Linked DNA regions of Homo sapiens: region 2 is linked to region 1. The links are chromatin loops, found by intact Hi-C in ENCODE. Cell type or tissue: mammary epithelial cell. All regions are shown on one strand. Each heading gives the region's core, and the rest is flanking DNA. Links, peaks and the distances in the headings are about the cores only. Region 1 holds the start of LOC105377862 (a long non-coding RNA gene). Region 2 overlaps LOC105377861 (a long non-coding RNA gene).

Evidence for each region. Hi-C counts contacts between places; a loop is a spot of excess contacts. Peaks named below come from ENCODE experiments on the same cell type or tissue, not always from the same donor. Only the 100,000 strongest peaks of a DNase experiment are listed, where the experiment ranks them.
Region 2: it touches region 1 in a loop (2.1-fold over the local background); 2 of 110 quality-filtered maps call a loop at or near these places.

What each region holds. Positions count from the first base shown.
Region 1 is chr6:76,767,208-76,775,551 of GRCh38, forward strand. LOC105377862 (a long non-coding RNA gene) reads left to right here and starts at 7,743. Exons shown (of 4, transcript NR_187980.1): 1 at 7,743-7,868; 2 at 7,961-8,059. In mammary epithelial cell, for the core only: no CTCF peak of the experiment used is centred there; no DNase peak of the experiment used is centred there.
Region 2 is chr6:76,702,595-76,710,938 of GRCh38, forward strand. The region is part of intron 3 of LOC105377861 (a long non-coding RNA gene); the gene reads right to left. Among named protein-coding and RNA genes, the nearest start is that of LINC02540, 110 kb to the left of the region's middle. RefSeq lists enhancers at 901-1,730, 5,534-5,703, 6,301-6,827. In mammary epithelial cell, for the core only: no CTCF peak of the experiment used is centred there; no DNase peak of the experiment used is centred there.

The sequences.
Region 1 (8,344 bases), core at 309-8,308:
TAACACAATATTAAGATGGTGATGGTACTCTGTTGTGTTTTACTTTTCAAAATATGGTAGGACCTTATGTGACTGAAGCTATCTCCCTTGATGAAACTAACATGCAAAAGACATTGGGTACATTTTTCATTATACCTTGCCAATCAAATTTCCCATCCTGATTTTTTTTGGTTAAAAATTAATTAATCAAAGTGTGTCATATTTCTCAGAAGGTGAATTTTTTACATTTCTGAGCTTAAAGCCAATAGAAAGCTGGCACTAATAACTTAAAAGTAAGTCAACCCTTTATGTCAGTGACTATTCAGATATTAAAGTCACATAATATGTAGAGGACTTTGAAGAATTCATTTTCTTCAGCAGGAATAGTGGTCCCACAGAGAATCCTCATTTATAACTAGTATCTCAAATCTTGTGGTTGTAAAAATGTTACCTGTCGAATTTTAAAATCAGGCCAGATTTATAGTTGCTGCAGCAGCAAGGCTGGATTTTTCTGGCATAATAAATTTTATCAAATAATTGTTCCATATCTTTTACAAAAATTATTACACTAGTTAAGTTTAGAATTTCTTTAGGCATGCTTGAGGTTATGTTTAATCACATTTAACCTAATTTGGGAAGGCAGTTCTACATTTAAATACATTTTATACAACATACAAATTCCCACATTAGATTATATAAGATTTGAGACATCTATAACCCAATACTGATCTAAATTCCCAAGCAAGAATATACTAAATATACACTTAATTGCTTGTAATTATTTAAGCATATTGAAAACATTAAAAAATTGTGAATATCCTTGAACACTTGGAAAAAATTTTGTATACATGTATATATGAAAATACATATATTTTCACATTTAAATGGGCCTACATGTCTAGAAAATCTTTATAAAAAAGGAGGACATATACATTGGTTACATAGAAAATAGGTGCGTACTAGCTAAATATGTCAGTTAGTCCCCTGTGAATTCTGCATAAGCTGAAGAAACCACAGAGCGCATTACATGTATCATGTACTTAAGCATTATTAATTTTTAAAACTTTCTTGGAAAACGTTTGGGCAATAAAACTAAAAATTAATAACTTCTAAAACCATAAATTATTAAGACGTCCATTTCTTGCTACATCATAGTAGCTTTTATCAAATCAACTATCACACTGAGACAACAAGAAAGCCTAGATTGAAGAACAAAGAAAGAAAACCAGGACCTGAAAAGTCAAGGCTACAGAGAGAGCATAGGCTGACCTTGTCTACTGTGCTTTCCCCTCTGTGTGTTTCCTGAGTGTGTCAGAGAAGCCAAGCAGAAAGTAGAGACTGAACAGTTTTAAAAGTCTCCTGGGAAAAATTATAATCAAGGAATAAAAAAGTCAGCTAGGCCAAGGCCCTGGAAAAAGGGTACCACAGAGAAGTGAAACCAACATTGTATAGACATTTGGTGCTGCAGGTCAGTTGTCTGGGTGGCCTTGGAGTGACCTAGTTCTCTCCCTTTTCTTGCTTGGAGTTCTCAGGAACAGCTGTAGATTGTGATGGGAATGCAACGTCTTGAGTTAGGGAGGAACTACTCTGGTACAGCCTTGGCTTTACTCCACTTTTCCCTGGAAGCCAGATGTCTTTCAAAGATTTGCCTGATGAGTTACGTGCCTCTGATGTATATAATCCAGGGTGGGCTTCCTGTTGGGGTTCCTCAGCTGTAATGCAAGTGGGACATGCTCAGTTGAGACTTCACTTGCCCTGTGCAGCTTTGTTGAGGCATGGAGGGATTGGCTCACAACAGATCCTAAGCTTCTTTTGTCTCTTGCTGCCTATCTGTGAGTAATAAATCTGTTGCACATAACTTGTTGTGTGTATGTTTTGTCTCACCAGACTCAGACAAATGGTAATTAGTAAACCTGCTTTACAAAATTGACATAGTGAGTAGAGGCTGGTCTGAAAGAACCATGGCTTATGGGCAAAGTAGGGGCAGCAAATAACCCCCAGGCTGGCACTGGGGGTTACTGCTCTACCCACTTTGCCAATAAGCATCAGCCTGGGCAAACAGGGGCTGGATGTGCAGCTGGATGTTTGATCAGGAAAGAAGGGTGATAAGGTAGGCATAGGTCACCTCCCCCACCCAGATGTGTGAGCTGGTTGCTGATTGAGGCAGAGAGAGAGGAATGCAGAAACAGGGGAGCACGGCACAGGATCCCCTGGCTTTGGACACTTATGTGACTGTTCATTCCTGGCTAGAGAACTGGGAAAGTGAGTACTCAGAAGAACCCTGAAAGGGAACTAACACGTGTGCTATGTGGGCCTTCACAGAAAGAGAGACTCATTATCTAAAGCATAAATATAGAGAAAGGCCAGAGGAATCTCATGCAGCCTGGTTGATTTTTTTTTTTTTTAAATCAAGGGACATTGCAAATCCAAATGTCTCAGGCAGAATGGTACAGTTAGAAATGGGGCCAGTCAGCCTGAGAAATTAGGTTCTCAACTGGAGGTCAATGCCAATGTCCCTATAATCCTGTTAAAACAAGAGGAGAAAAGAAAGGAACTCGGACTTTTCTGGGGGCTCTTGGATATTAGAGCCCACATAACAATACTTCCAGGTCCCCTTAGGGGAAAAATTAAACTGATGACCTCAGGAGAATTGGGGACAAATATGTGACTCGCAGTACTTATTTGCTTATGCTTGGGGTCCTTTGAGCCATTTCAGGTGCCAGAGACTGTGGTTCCCATAGCTGAGTACATGAGAGTTGTGAGACAAAGTAGCAAGCATCATGCATCCCTTAAATATATACACCTACTATGTGCCCACAAACATAAAAAATAAAAAGAAGCCATGTGTATAAGTCAGGGTTCTGTAGAGGGACAGAACTAATAGGCGATATGTATATATAGCCTATTTTGTATATATATATATCACCTATTATATATATAGGAGTTTATTAAAGAGTATTAAACTAATACGATCACAAGGTCCCACAATAGGCCGTCTGCAAACTGAGGAGCAAGGAAGCCAGCCCGAGTCCCAGAGCTGAAGAACTTTAAGTCCTATGTTTAAGGGCAGGAAGCATTCAGCACAGGAGAAACATGTAGGCTGGGAGGCTAAGACAGTCTAGTCTTTTCACATTCTTCTGCTTGCAATTTATCCTAGTCATGCTGGCAGCTGATTAGATTGTGTCCACCCAGATTAAGGCTGAGTCTGTCTTTTCCAGTTCACTGACTCAAATGTTAGTCTCCCTTGGCAACACCCTCACAGATACACCCAGAATCAATACTTTGCATCCTTCAATCCAATCGAGTTGACACTCAGTAGTAACCATCACACTATGCTCATTTCTGCTTTCCAGCATGATTTCACAAAGCCCCTGACTCTGTGATGATGTGCAGCTCTCAGAAAGACGCTTTAAAGACAAAACAGGATAGACCACTCCCACCCCCATGCCTCTTGCCCTAGTCACTGTATTCCTTAGAAGATAAATAATCCTAGTCCTTTCCTCTTCTACAGATAAGATAATGTCTGACAGGGTTAGTGATTATGCCTCTGTAATCTATAGCCAGATGTACTCTTACACCCAAACCTTGATCTGATTCTGCTCTAATATAACTTCTGAACAAGTTTAATACAATTTTACATGTACTAAACACTTACCATCTCTATATAAGCATTGGGCTAAAATACTGTGCCAAACAGTCTAATAAAAACCCTCCACAGGGCTGCCACCAGGCTATAGGCCTTGGTCTATAGTCCTCAATAAAACTTATAAATAAAACCCACCGTAACTCTTTAAAAGCTTTTTTTTTCTTTAGTTGACATACGCATTGACACTCTGGCTGCTTGTGGAACAGAATATCACCACATCATAGCCAAGAATTCGAGCCTAACAGTGGAACATATCCACTTCAGCCTGCCACCTAAGCTACCCAAGTCCCAAGTTTCTTCCGCAAAAGCAGTACTGCAAGCTAAGTGGAAAATAGGGTATTATTTTGCTAATTCAGGCCTTGCTACACACTACACTATCACAATGTAACAGCCTCTTCTGGCTGGTCAAAAAGGCCTTTGGGGCACAGAGACTAACAATGGACTGTCCAGGCTGAATGCCAGAGTCACTTGGGCAGGATGCCAAAAAGGTATTCCAGAGACAGTGAAATAAATATTTTTAACCCTGGAGGTACTCACTAATAAAAAGGAGGCCTAATAGCTGGCAGGCATCTTTGGGTACTAGAGACAGTATGTACCCCACCTGGGTGTTCTGTTGGTCCCCTTAGTCAGGTGACCAGCAAAGCTACTAACTTTAAGTGGAACCCTTTGCAGCAGCAGGCTTTGGAAGCCATTCAATGAGCTGTGGCCCAGGCACTGACTTTAAAAGCTTTAAAGCCTGCTACCCTGATGAAATGACATGTGTGCATAACCACTCTGCATGTGGATTGGAGTCTGTGGCAACAGAAAATTGCCAATGGGGTGTGCAAGCCTCTTGGAGTTTGGACATGTAAGTTGCCTGAGGCCGCCTGCAGATACACCTCTTTTGAATGACAACTCCTTGCTTGCCATTGGACACTAAAGGAGACTGAGCATCTTGTGACTGAACTGCCACAAAAGACACTGCAACTTGAACTGTCCATTCTCACCTGGGCACTCACAAACCTTGCCAATGAAATTGGACAGGCTCAATACAGCTCAATGATCAAATGGATAGGATACATTCAAAAGATTGGGCTTAGCAGCCAAGAGACCAGTAGGCTCCATGAGCAAGTGGCTAACTTGCCAGAAGGGACTAAACAACATGTAGGGGATGTTTTGGATCCTCCTATGGATACCTGGGGCCCAAGACTGAGACGTGCCTACTGACAGTATGACATGGCTTGTTTACTGATGGCTCTTCCAAATGGCAAGCAGGCAGGGTTCCCTGGGCTGTGGTAGCCATCTAGCCAGTGGATAGGTATCTCATGGCTGAGACTGGACATGGGCATTTTGAACAATGGGCCAAACTACATGCAGTGGTGATAGCCACATAGACTTCCTCTACCACCCTATCTTGCTACATTTTCACTGACTCATCAGCTGTTGCCAACAACCTAGACATCTCGTCAGAAGAAAGGCAACTAAGTGGATGGATTATTAAAGGACAAGTACTATTACAATAACTTGCTGTCTGGAATGGGAAAGTATATATGTCACTCATGTGGAGGATGGGACTAACATAGCTTCTCTTAAAAGGAACACATGTCATGTTTTTGATTACCCCACGGAACTTCACTCTGACCAAGGAATGGTTACTACCCAAATAACACAACAATGTGTGCATTCTCCTAAAATACAATGGACTTTCCATACACTTTGTCATCCTCAGGCCAATGGAGCTGTTGAATGGTGGTGGAGCCAACTCACAAAACAACTGAAGAAATGACATCAAGATGGCCTGCTAATGGAGTGACAACCCCTTCTGACTAGAGCAATGTGGTCACTAAACACTGCACTCTAATCCAAGGGAAACATGGTACTGCAGCTCAAGTTGACAGAGCTTGGTGGAGGTGGAGGTGGACTAAGTAGCTGCCTGGAGGTTGACAGAGATGCAGAGCTTGGTGGAGGTGGAGGTGGACTAAGTAGCTGCCTGATTAGGCTGTGCCTGCAAAATCCCAATTCCAGTGTTCCAAACTATGATTTTTGTTCTTCCCCTTTACAGTGCATGTCCTGGAGGGTGGTTTGCAGTTTAGGCCACCCTAGTACCCCAGACAAGGCTCCCTAACTTCAAGGTGATACTTCTCCTGGGTTCTTCTCCTCTATGGGATTCCACAGAGGTGGAGAACAAGACCAAGGAATACCAGGATGCTAGGGTTCCCCTGGAGGCAGGGAGCGTTTAATCCTTCCAGTATAGTGGATGTTATCAGACATGTCAAGTTAATACAGGATATAACCTCCCTTCCTAGGCTGGATGACACAGGCCCAAAGGTCTGGGTCAAGCAACAAGAATAATGAGTGATCACAAAGGTATTAGCCTTGGGACTGGGGCAGACAGATGGGTTCACTACACCAACTCAGCCCAACCCTTATGCAATAGGTAGGGGATACCTGAGATCCTGGGAGGGTAGAGGGGTGGGAAACTAACTTGTTAATCTGCTTTTTCCACGAGGACAGGGTAGTACAGGCCTAGAAATATAATATCATTTTTAGGCTCTCCCAGACTGTGGCAATGTGGATAATCTGATAAAGTGTTGGATCTTTCATATGGGCCTCATTCTGTCACAGACCACAGTTACCTGCCAGTGATAAAACCACACCAGCATTCCTTAATGCCACAGTGTACACTAACAGAACCTGAGCAGCCCTAGCTTATTGAATGAGGATCTGGTACCTGTTGCATGGGAGAGAGCAGAAGGTTCTCTGTTTTAACTTATAACTGACTGTGTGGCAAAATATCACAACTATAACTAAACAGAATCTTGGTGGGCTTGTGCTCTGATGCACTAAGCTCCTCTGATTACATGGATCAGAAATGTTACAGTGGTAATAAAGAAAACAAGAACTGGACCAGTGCTAGTCCTCTGCATAGGAGTTTCATGAACAATATTATATGAAGGAAATTGGGCTCATGCAACTATGCCATCAATGAGACTTGGCTGGGAAATGTCAATGCCTCTTTACCAATGAGTGGCTCACTGAACAAAGAAACAAAGAAAGGGGTGCTGTGTGTGCCCAAGCGTTGCATCTCTCTCTGCAGGTGGCTGGGGATGGCCTAGATACAGGATAGACAATGCCATGCCTGTAAAGCTGGTAGCTGGTGGGATCCTGCACATTGGGTGTACTAGGGGTGCCCCTAGATATCACCCTGGGAAGGAGATGCTCCATTAGGCCAGTGGCCTTAAGCTTTTACACAGGCTTACTAGGAACCCACCAGGAGGTGGGATTGACTTTGGGTTTATGTCCTTTATTAGATCTTTGATGTCACACATGAGTTGGTACTCATAAAAAAGTAGTAAGAACCCTGCCTCTGACCATGCAGATATTGCTTTTCCACTGCCACTGTCTTGGAAGCCCTAGACATCCCCCAGATTCCTCAGGAAAGTTGTTTTAGACAGTGGAATTGCCCGAGACTTTCTTTTAGCTCAATTGAGAGGAGTGTATGTGTTTGGCAATTCCTACTGCTGTAGCTAGATAAACACCTTAGGTACAGTAGAGACATAAGTAGAGGAGATCTGGAAGCAGGTCCACTGGCTACAAACAGTGGGGCTATCTGATAATCCTTCTTTGCCTTTTTTTTTTAGCAACTTCTTACCTGAGACACTGGTATCCTGGATTAGGTCACTGCCTCAAGCAGGTCTGGCTGTCCTGCTAGTGGTGTAGTCCTTTGGGATCCAGTAAAGGATTTTCTGTCTGTTACTCAACAGTGTTGCACTGAGTTTGGGTCAGTCAAGGTGCTACATCAGTCTGGCTAGATAAACCTCTTCCTCCAGATCCAGAGAGGTTGGTGGGCATTTGAAATGCACTGACTTTGCTACGAGAGATGTCTGGCTAGAGGGGTAGACCTTAGGACAATTCTCCAGGTGGCCTTGGACATACCTAGTTATCCCTGTTTCTTGCTTGTAGTTCTCAAAAATAACTATAGAATGTGCTGGGAATGCAACATCTTGAGTTAGGGAGGAACTGCTCTGGTACAGCCTGGGCTTTACTCCTCCTTCCTGTGGAAGCGAGATATCCTTCAAAGCTTTGCCCAGTGATCATGCGGCCCCTGGGTTATATAACTCAGAACAGGCTGCCAGCTGTGTTTCCTCAGCTGCAGTGCAAGTGGGGCATGCTCCGTTGAGACTTTATTCACTCTGGGCAGTTTGTTGAAGATTAGGTGGTCAGCTCACAATGAATCATAAGCTGCTTTTGTCCCTTGCTGTCTGTAAGTAAAAATCTCCTTCATATATTGTGTGTGTGAGTGTGTTCTGTCTCAACAGAGTCAGGCAAATAGTAATTAGTGAACCTGCTTCACAGATGCTTAGAAGCTAAAAGGTTAAGCAGCGATGTCAGCGCTATCAGGGAGCTGTGGAGACTGGAATTGAAGTTCAGAACCTTTCATGGGAGACAGCTCAGGTAAACATCCAAGCAAAGTGATAAAGGAAGAAAACAATACGAAACTCACTACCCACTGTGGGCTGCTTTCAAGCTTTAACTTCAGATCCTCCTGCTAGTTTTTACTTTTCAGAGTGTTTAAGTGCTTGTTTTTGTTTGTTTGTTTGTTTGTTTTTTGTAGTTTGTTCAGTTTTAGTGGTGAACAGTGCATTAGATAGATTCTAGTTGGCTTATTTCATCTTAGCAATCATCGAAAACTTAGATATTTTATCTTTAAAATTACAAACCAATATGGACTACTACAAA
Region 2 (8,344 bases), core at 70-8,069, 65 kb before region 1:
GGGAGAGACCTGTAATCCTCACGTGTGAAGGGAGGGAAGTGATTAGATTATGGGGGCGGTTTCCTCCTTGCTGTTCTCATGATAGTGAGTGAGTTCCTAGGAGATCTGATGGTTTTATAAAGGGTAGTTTTTCCTGTGCTCTCACACACTCTCTCTCTCACCTGCTGCCATGTAAGACGTGCCTGCTTCCCCTTCCACCATGATTGTTAAGTTTCCTAAGGCCTCCCCAGCCATGCGGAACTGTGAGTCAATTAAACCTTGTTTCTTTGTAAATTACTCAGTCTCGGGTATGTCTTTATAGCACTGTGAAAATGGACTAACATGATGTCTATTATTAAAACAAATGGAATAATACATAACAATTCATTGTGCTACATTCTTTTCCTGGGTAGTTTGCAAGCTCCTTAGAGGATAAATATTTCTTAAAATAATCAATACACAAAATACAGTTCACAGCAAACTAGTCATGTTGGTCATCTCAAGCATCACACTGAAATCCTGCGGGTTTCAGTTTCTAGCTGTAGAAAAATTAAGAAAAAAAATATGTATATATATTCTGACCAGGCATGGTGGCTCACACCTCTAATCCCAGGACTTTGGAAGGCTGAGGTGGACAGATCACTTGAGGTCAGAAGATTGAAACCAGCCTGGCCAACATGGTGGTAACCTGTCTCTACTAAAAGTAAAAAATTAGCTGGGTGTTGTGGCAGATGCCTGTAATACCAGCTACTTGGGAGACTGAGGCAGGAGAATTGCTTTAACTCAGGAGGTGGAGGTTGCAGTGAGCCGAGATCGTGCCACTGCATTTCAGCCTGTGTGACAGAGCAAGACTACATCTCAAATATATGTAATATTTCCTAAGAGTAAACTAAGCCTTTAGTTATTTATGAATCACTTTGTTTTTTATTCTTTTCACAGATCAAAGGTGACTATTCACATTAGAATTTACAGAAAGATCTGAATACCTGAGGAAATATATGAGTAATAAATAACATTAAATAATAAATAATAAAATGCCTATGTAAAATGATAGATACACACATATATCAATGACTGGAATGAAATATACCAAGATTGCACAGTGAGATTAATTAAATTTAAGATGGATTTGCATATTGTAAGAACAAATGCAAATTAAAAGTAAGAGGCTTAGTTCTCCCTGTTAAGAATGAGGTAAGAGCTCTCTCCCCTCCTTTTTCTTAGAGCACTTATCTTAGAATATCTTAAATACTTTCTTGTGTCTTTGAAATGTATATAAATCCTTTTGAAGACTGGATAGGACTTTTGTCACCTCTATGACCTAGGGACATCTTTCTCAAGAACATGGGAGGGATTTCTTTGAAATGCAAACATCAAGGGAGATAGCACCTCTATCTCTCAGTTTCTGTGGTTAAGGTAGGAGCCTAACTTCAGCTGGAGGATTGCGAAACTACCTCCTCTCATATAGAGATGAGGAATTTGTTTTTCCTCTGGATACAGCTAATTAGCTAACACAGATGGTCACCTCAATGATCAGGTAAAGTGAGGATGGATTATGTGTGACAAATGTTCTTGTCAAGGACTAGTCATTGTTTATCTTGAAAACATGTATGTAATAGGTTGTATCTGCTTGTCTACATGAAAGGTTGAGATTTCTGTCTTTGCAATCTCTTAGTGGATTGATGGTGATGTACGTCACAGTCTGGCTTAGTGCTTGTCAATAATAAAACTTTCTGTTTTTGTTTTCCACTACTACTTTTAAGGAGAGGATTTCTGGGTTGGAAAAAGGCTTTGTTTTTAATTATATTTCCCAACAATATTTCTGTTTAATTCATACGTGTTATGTAATGAACTGCTCATTTAAATTTAAATCAAGAAATTTTCTTAAAATATTTTTGCTGCATGCCAAGAACAGCCTTTTGTTCTTGAACTTTTGAATTAAAAGATATCAAGAGAAAGAAAGTATGGCAGGCCAGGGGAAGGAAGGACAATAGGAAGAAGGTGGACAGTCAAATATTTATTTAATATAATTTGAATGCTAAGTATGTGTGATGTGCGGTGTGAAAATGTGGGAATAACAATAGAAATCCTGGTGCCTCTGCAGCTCAGAAAATAATACCCCCAAATGAAGGCCTCAGCAGCAGCCACAGAAGCAAAAGTTTTTCCCTGACCTTCTCTTGCCCTCCTGCCCCTCAGTCTATTCTCCCCGAAGGCTAACCATAGAAACTAGAATTCCTTTTCCCCAAGGATTTTCGTAGAAACCAGAATCCCTTTTCCCCAAAACCAGCCATAAAACCTAAAAATATTACTTTAACTTTCCTTCTGATTTTCTGTGTGAAAACTGGCCATAAAGAAATTATCTGACCTAGTTGTTTGACTGTAGGTTCTGAGACCCCCATTCCAGAAAGGGTCCCGCACCACCCCCAGAGGGAAGAAATGACGCTCAAAGAGGCCAAGAAGAATCTAGACAGACTGGCCTTGCTGGGCTTCCAGACTCCGTCTATTTGTATGAGATTATGCCCTTTTTGTTTAATCATATTTTTACACAACTGTCATATTTTTACACAACTGTTTTTTTTGAACCTAAGCATAAAAATAGACAATTTCTCTTGTATCTTTGGGTCACCATTCTGAAAGGTCCCTTGCATAGATGTTAAACAAAATTGTTACATTTTCACCAATTAATACGCCTTTTATGAGTTTGTTATTTTTTTCAGCAGAACTTCAGAGAGCCATCTTGGCCCCTACAGTGCCCAACTCAATCCAGAAGCCCATGGTGACGTTAGTTTATATGCACAATGTTGTACAACTGTCACATCTATTTTCAAAATATTTACATCATTCAAACAGAAACTCAGCATCCATTAAGCAATAATTTTCTATTCTCTCTCTCTCTAGCCTCTCTTAACCTCTAATTTTTATGTCTCTGTGAATTAGGTGCTTATAGATAATTTCATGTTAGTGAAATCAAACTACATGTGTTGTTTTCATTGTCTGGCTTATTTCACTTAGCATAATGTTATCAAGGTTTATCCATGTTGTAGCATGTATCAGAATTTCATTCTTTTTATTGCTGAATAACAGTCCATTGACTGTATTTATCATTTTTATTTTTGCTGGAATCTTGCTCTGTCACCCAGTCTAGAGTACAGTGGCTTGATCTCGGCTCACTGCAACCTCTGCCTCCCAGGTTCAAGTGATTCTCCTGCCTCAGCCTCCCGAGTAGCTGGGACTACAGGTGCCTGCCATCATGCCTGGCTAACTTCTGTATTTTTAGTAGAGATGGAGTTTCACCATATTGTCCAGGTTGGTCTCAAGCTCCTGACCTTGTGATCTTCCCGCCTTGGCCTCCCAAAGTGCTGGGATTACAGGTGTCAGCCACCGCACCCTGCCACTCACATTTTCTTTATCCATTTATTTGTTGATGGACATGAGTTATTTCCAACTTTTGGCTATGTAAATAATGCTACAGTGAACATTTGTGTACAAGTATCTGATTAGTCCCTGTTTATAATTCTTTTGGGTATACACCTAGGAGTGCAATTACTGGTCGTATGGTAATTCTATGTTTAATTTTTTGAGTGACCACTAAACTGTTTTCCACAGCAGCTGCATCATTATACTGTCAGCTACATATGAAGGCTTCAGTTTCCCCAAATCCCTGCCATTACTTGTCATTATTCATCATTTTTATTGTAGTCATCCGAGTAGGTGTGAAATGATACCTCATTGTGGTTTGGATTCTCATTTCCCTAATGACTAATGATGTTGAAAATATTTTCATCTGCTTATTGGCCATTTGTTGATGTTCCTTGAAGAAATGTCTGTTTAAGTACTTTGCCAATTTTTAAATTGAGTTGTTTATATGTTGTTAAGATGTAGGCATCTCTACATATTCTACATGCAAACTCCTTATCAGATCTATGTTTGGCAACCTGAGCAATGTTTTAAGGGAAAGAGCAGGACCAACTGTTGGGCTTACTTCTGTCCTTCCCTTCCCTCCAAGATTACGAGTTCAGGATTCCCAACTATCTTTCTATTCATTATGTTTAAAATTTTATCTCCCCAACCCCATAAGACTTTCAAAAGTTCAACTCAGCTTCTTAGCTGCTGTTTACTGCTAGGTATTTAGCCTCTTGGTTCTATGCCACTTCCAAATTGGCAGTATTTGAGGAGAAAAGCTGCATAGAATGTCTGGCTTACTTCCATGAGCTTTCTTTCTCTCCAGTATCTTAGCCGTTTATTCAAACACACAACACACACACACACACACACACACACACACATTTATATTTTGTCTAGCATATCTATTATTCTCAGTGGGACTGTGGTTAGCAAAAAGTTACTCTTCTATTGCCAGAACTGGAAATATTTGCCTCATTTTTTGACTGCTTCACAATAATCCATTGAATGAATATTCCATATTTTAACTTGGCCTGTATTGCTGGAATTTAGGTTTCCAGTCTTCTGCTATTAAAACAATGCTGCAGTGCCTAACCAAGTTATCTCACAAGTGTAAGTGAATTTTTACTTTTGATAAATAGTACCAATTGCCCCCCCATTGCAGTTATAGCAATTTTACTCCTACCATCAATATGTGATAATGCCTAGACCATCACCCCCTTGAGAACAGATTGTGTTCTTGTACTTTTTGATGGGCAAAAATGTATCACACTGCTAAGATATTTCTAATAAACTAGATTTTCATAATATAATGCAAATAATAGCAAAATAATGACAACATTTAATGCATGTTAGGTGTAGGCACATTTCTAACTGCTTTGTAATTCTTAAATATTTTAATTCCAGGCCTACCATTGGTTTATTCTTCTTCTACAGATGCTAAAACCAAGGCAAAAAGATCAATGGACCCCAAGGTCCTCAGAAGTTAACAAAATAATTGCAACACAGGATATCTGACTTCTGACTGCAGAGTCTGTGCTCTTAATTGAGTGACAGGAACCCAGATAATAAATTCAAAATAAGAATGCCTTTCCTAAAATAATCTGTCTTCCTATAATTAGAAGCCATTTAGAATGTCCACATTGTAGTAATTTCCTAGGGCTGCCATAACAGATTGCCACAAGCTAGGTGGCTTAAAATAATGGAAATTTGTTCTGTCATAGTTTTGGAGACCAGAAGTCTGAAATCAAAATGTCTTTGTCAGGGCCAGACTGCTTCTGAAGGCTTCAGGGGAGGGTATGTTCCTTGCCATTTCCAGCTCCTGGTGGCTGCTGGCATGCCTTGACTTATGGCCCTATCACTCTAATTACCAGAGTGATTCATGGTCACATTGCTTCCTCTTCTGTGACTTTTCCTCTGTGTGTCTCTGTGTGTCTCTTTCTGTTCTACCTCTGCCTCTCTTTCTTATAAAGATACATGTGCTTGATTTAGGACCCAGCCAGACTATCCAGGATAAGTTTTTCCTCTTCAGATCCTTAACTGAATCACATGTTTTACAACTGTTCACTCTTTCCTCATACAAGCTAATATTCACTAATTCTGGGAATTCAGACATGGACAAATATTTTGAAGGGGCACCCTTTAACTTACTAGATACATTTTCCATTCAACTAAAATACTTGAACCCCTTTCTTCCTTCATTCATCTATCTATTCATTCAGAAATATTCATCTAAGGCTTGCTGTATGAAAGACATTGTTCTTTCAAGGTATTAGGGAAAAGAGCAATGAAGAGAAAAGATGACAACTCTGGCTTCATGGTACTCATATTATAGTTGAAGAAGCCAAATAATATAAGAAATATGTAAATATAAGGAATGTCATCTGGTGATCAATGCTCTGGAAAAAATAATAAAGCAGAGAAGGGAGACAGAAAGTGCTGTGGGAGAGGATGGCTGACATTTTAATTGTGACATTATGGGAAGGCCTTTATGAGAAATGACTGTGGTAGACTGACAAACATCTTCCCCATAGGAAACAGGTTCAGCCTCAGAACATGTGAATGTTAACATACAGGCAAAGTTTCCTGATGTAATTAAGTTAAAGATTAAGAGACGAGGAGATTATTCTGTATTATCCGGGTAGGTGCTAAATGTTATGGTAGGTACCTTTGTAATAGAGAGGCAGAGATGATTTTATAGAGAGAGAAGAGGAGGCAATGTGACCATAGAGGTAGAGATTGGAATGGTGAGGCCACAAGTCCAGCTTCCACCAGAAGCTAGGAGAGGCAAGGAACAGATTTCCTGTAGAGCCTCTAGAGGGAGTGTGGCCTTCCCAATACCTTGATTTGGGCCCAGTGAAACATTTCATTCTGCCTTCCAGAACTGTGAGAGAATGGAATTTCTATTGTTTTATGACACCGAGTTTGTGGTAGTTTGTTATAGCAGCCATGGGAAAATAATACGATGATATTAACACAAATTCCTAAAGGAGGTAAGGGAGCAAGCCATGCGTATATATGAGGAATGGGAACCAGGCAGAGGAAGGCCTCATGTCCAATCCACCTTGAGGTGGAAGTGAGTACCCGGCATGATTGAGGAGACATTAAGGCAGCCACTGAGACTCCCTGCTGTGAGCAGGATGAGGGCAGTAGGAGATAGAATCAGAAAGATCAGAGGAATTGAAGACCCAGTCAGATGTTCATTCTTACTTCTGTGAGGTGAGGAGTCACTAAAGGGTTTCATGCACAGGATGATAAGATCTGACCCTTGCTCTGAGCGGTTCTAGATTTCTATCAGAAGGAGCCAGAACTACTCTTTGTGGTATTGTTAACAGACTGTAGGGGGCTAAGGACAGTAACAGGAAACCAATCAGGAGGCTATTGATTATGTTTAGTAGGCCACTTATGCTGAGTCTGAAGTTTATAGGAAAGGTCTGGATTGGAGATAAATACTTCTGAGTGTTATGACACTGGAAATGCGCTTTAAACTATTTCAGCATAGAGATAGGAAGTTATATATGTCTTAATTCAATTTCGCTCAAGAGACAGTTAATTTTCCTAATAGGGAATGCTTTATACACATGAAGGGTAATAACATTTAATCAAAAGGCAACTATAAGTGGTTTAGCGATTATCCCTGATCAACACCAGAGGCTTTGTGAATGTATATTAGAAGAGGATTTTCACTGGTGAACTTAGTGGCTTTTTAATGAGAATAATGAAGATGCCTGTAAATTATATGTGAATTTAGGTGTATTCAACATATACAGATCTAACTATGTTAGACTTCCCCCACTGCTTATATAGGATAATCAAGTCAGGAAAGCATTTTCCTCCTCATCTTTTAGAATGTCACTGAAGGCAGGATTCTAATGTGGTTACAGGTTAGAATATTCCAGCTGGCTGTTTCAAATATTAGGTTAACTGAATCCTGCCTCTAAAATATTTTTGGGCTAGAGAATTTTTTATGTAGGAAGTGGTTGCTTTATCACAAAACCCAGAGAATTGGGACTTTATCAAGCTGACAAAAGCAGGTTGTATAAGTGTTTTTGTGCCTGCTTATTAATAAGAGTTGGGCTTACAAATGGCAGTATATGTGGCAGAATTTAGTCTGTAATTTGCTTTTATTTAGAACCTGGCACAGTGATTGTAAGCAAATAGGAATCCTTTGTCTTCCTAATCCTCATCTTCCAGCAGCTTAGGTTCAACAGAATATTTACATTATGGTTTTAGAGCAGAAGTTCCCATGCTCAATATATACAAACTAATTTAATAGAAAGAGTCTCCTCTCTTCAGCTCAAACATGTAGGTTTAGAATTTATTTCCTTTCCCTTGCTACCTACATATTAACTAACATGTAATCTATTATCTTTCACAGAGTCACTCTGGTCACCATCTAAATGATTTTTTAACCATATTTTGTGCAAAACTTCAAAAAAGTGGATTCTTTCTTACTATAAAGTATCCTTTATACTTTATGGCATGCAAAATATTAGAGCATGGATACATTTTCCTCATGTCATACATGAAGCAATAACTGTCTAGAATAAATGAATATTATACTCAACATTCTATATTGACTTTATGATACAGTATAAAGAATAAATGTTCTGGAACACCTTTTATCCAGAAAAGTTTTTTTTAAGTTTTGTTACTTATTCATTTATTTTGAAACAATAATGAATTAAATAACAAATATAAAGTCCAGATATATAGAATCATTTTGGATAGTCTCAGATCCCAGAAAAGGTAAATTCTACCCATTCTCTAGTCTTTCTTGCTTTATACATTTGACTCTGAGATAAATGAATGAGGTTGTTGGGAGGATGTGAAAGTAGGCATTCTCTGCACTGTATTCTTACATGCAGAAACATTTCACTAGTCATTTTTCACTCTAGCTTGGGGGGTCTTTCTAATTCTAGAAGTTTGCCTTGAGACTCTGTATTATTTGCCATGTGAGGAA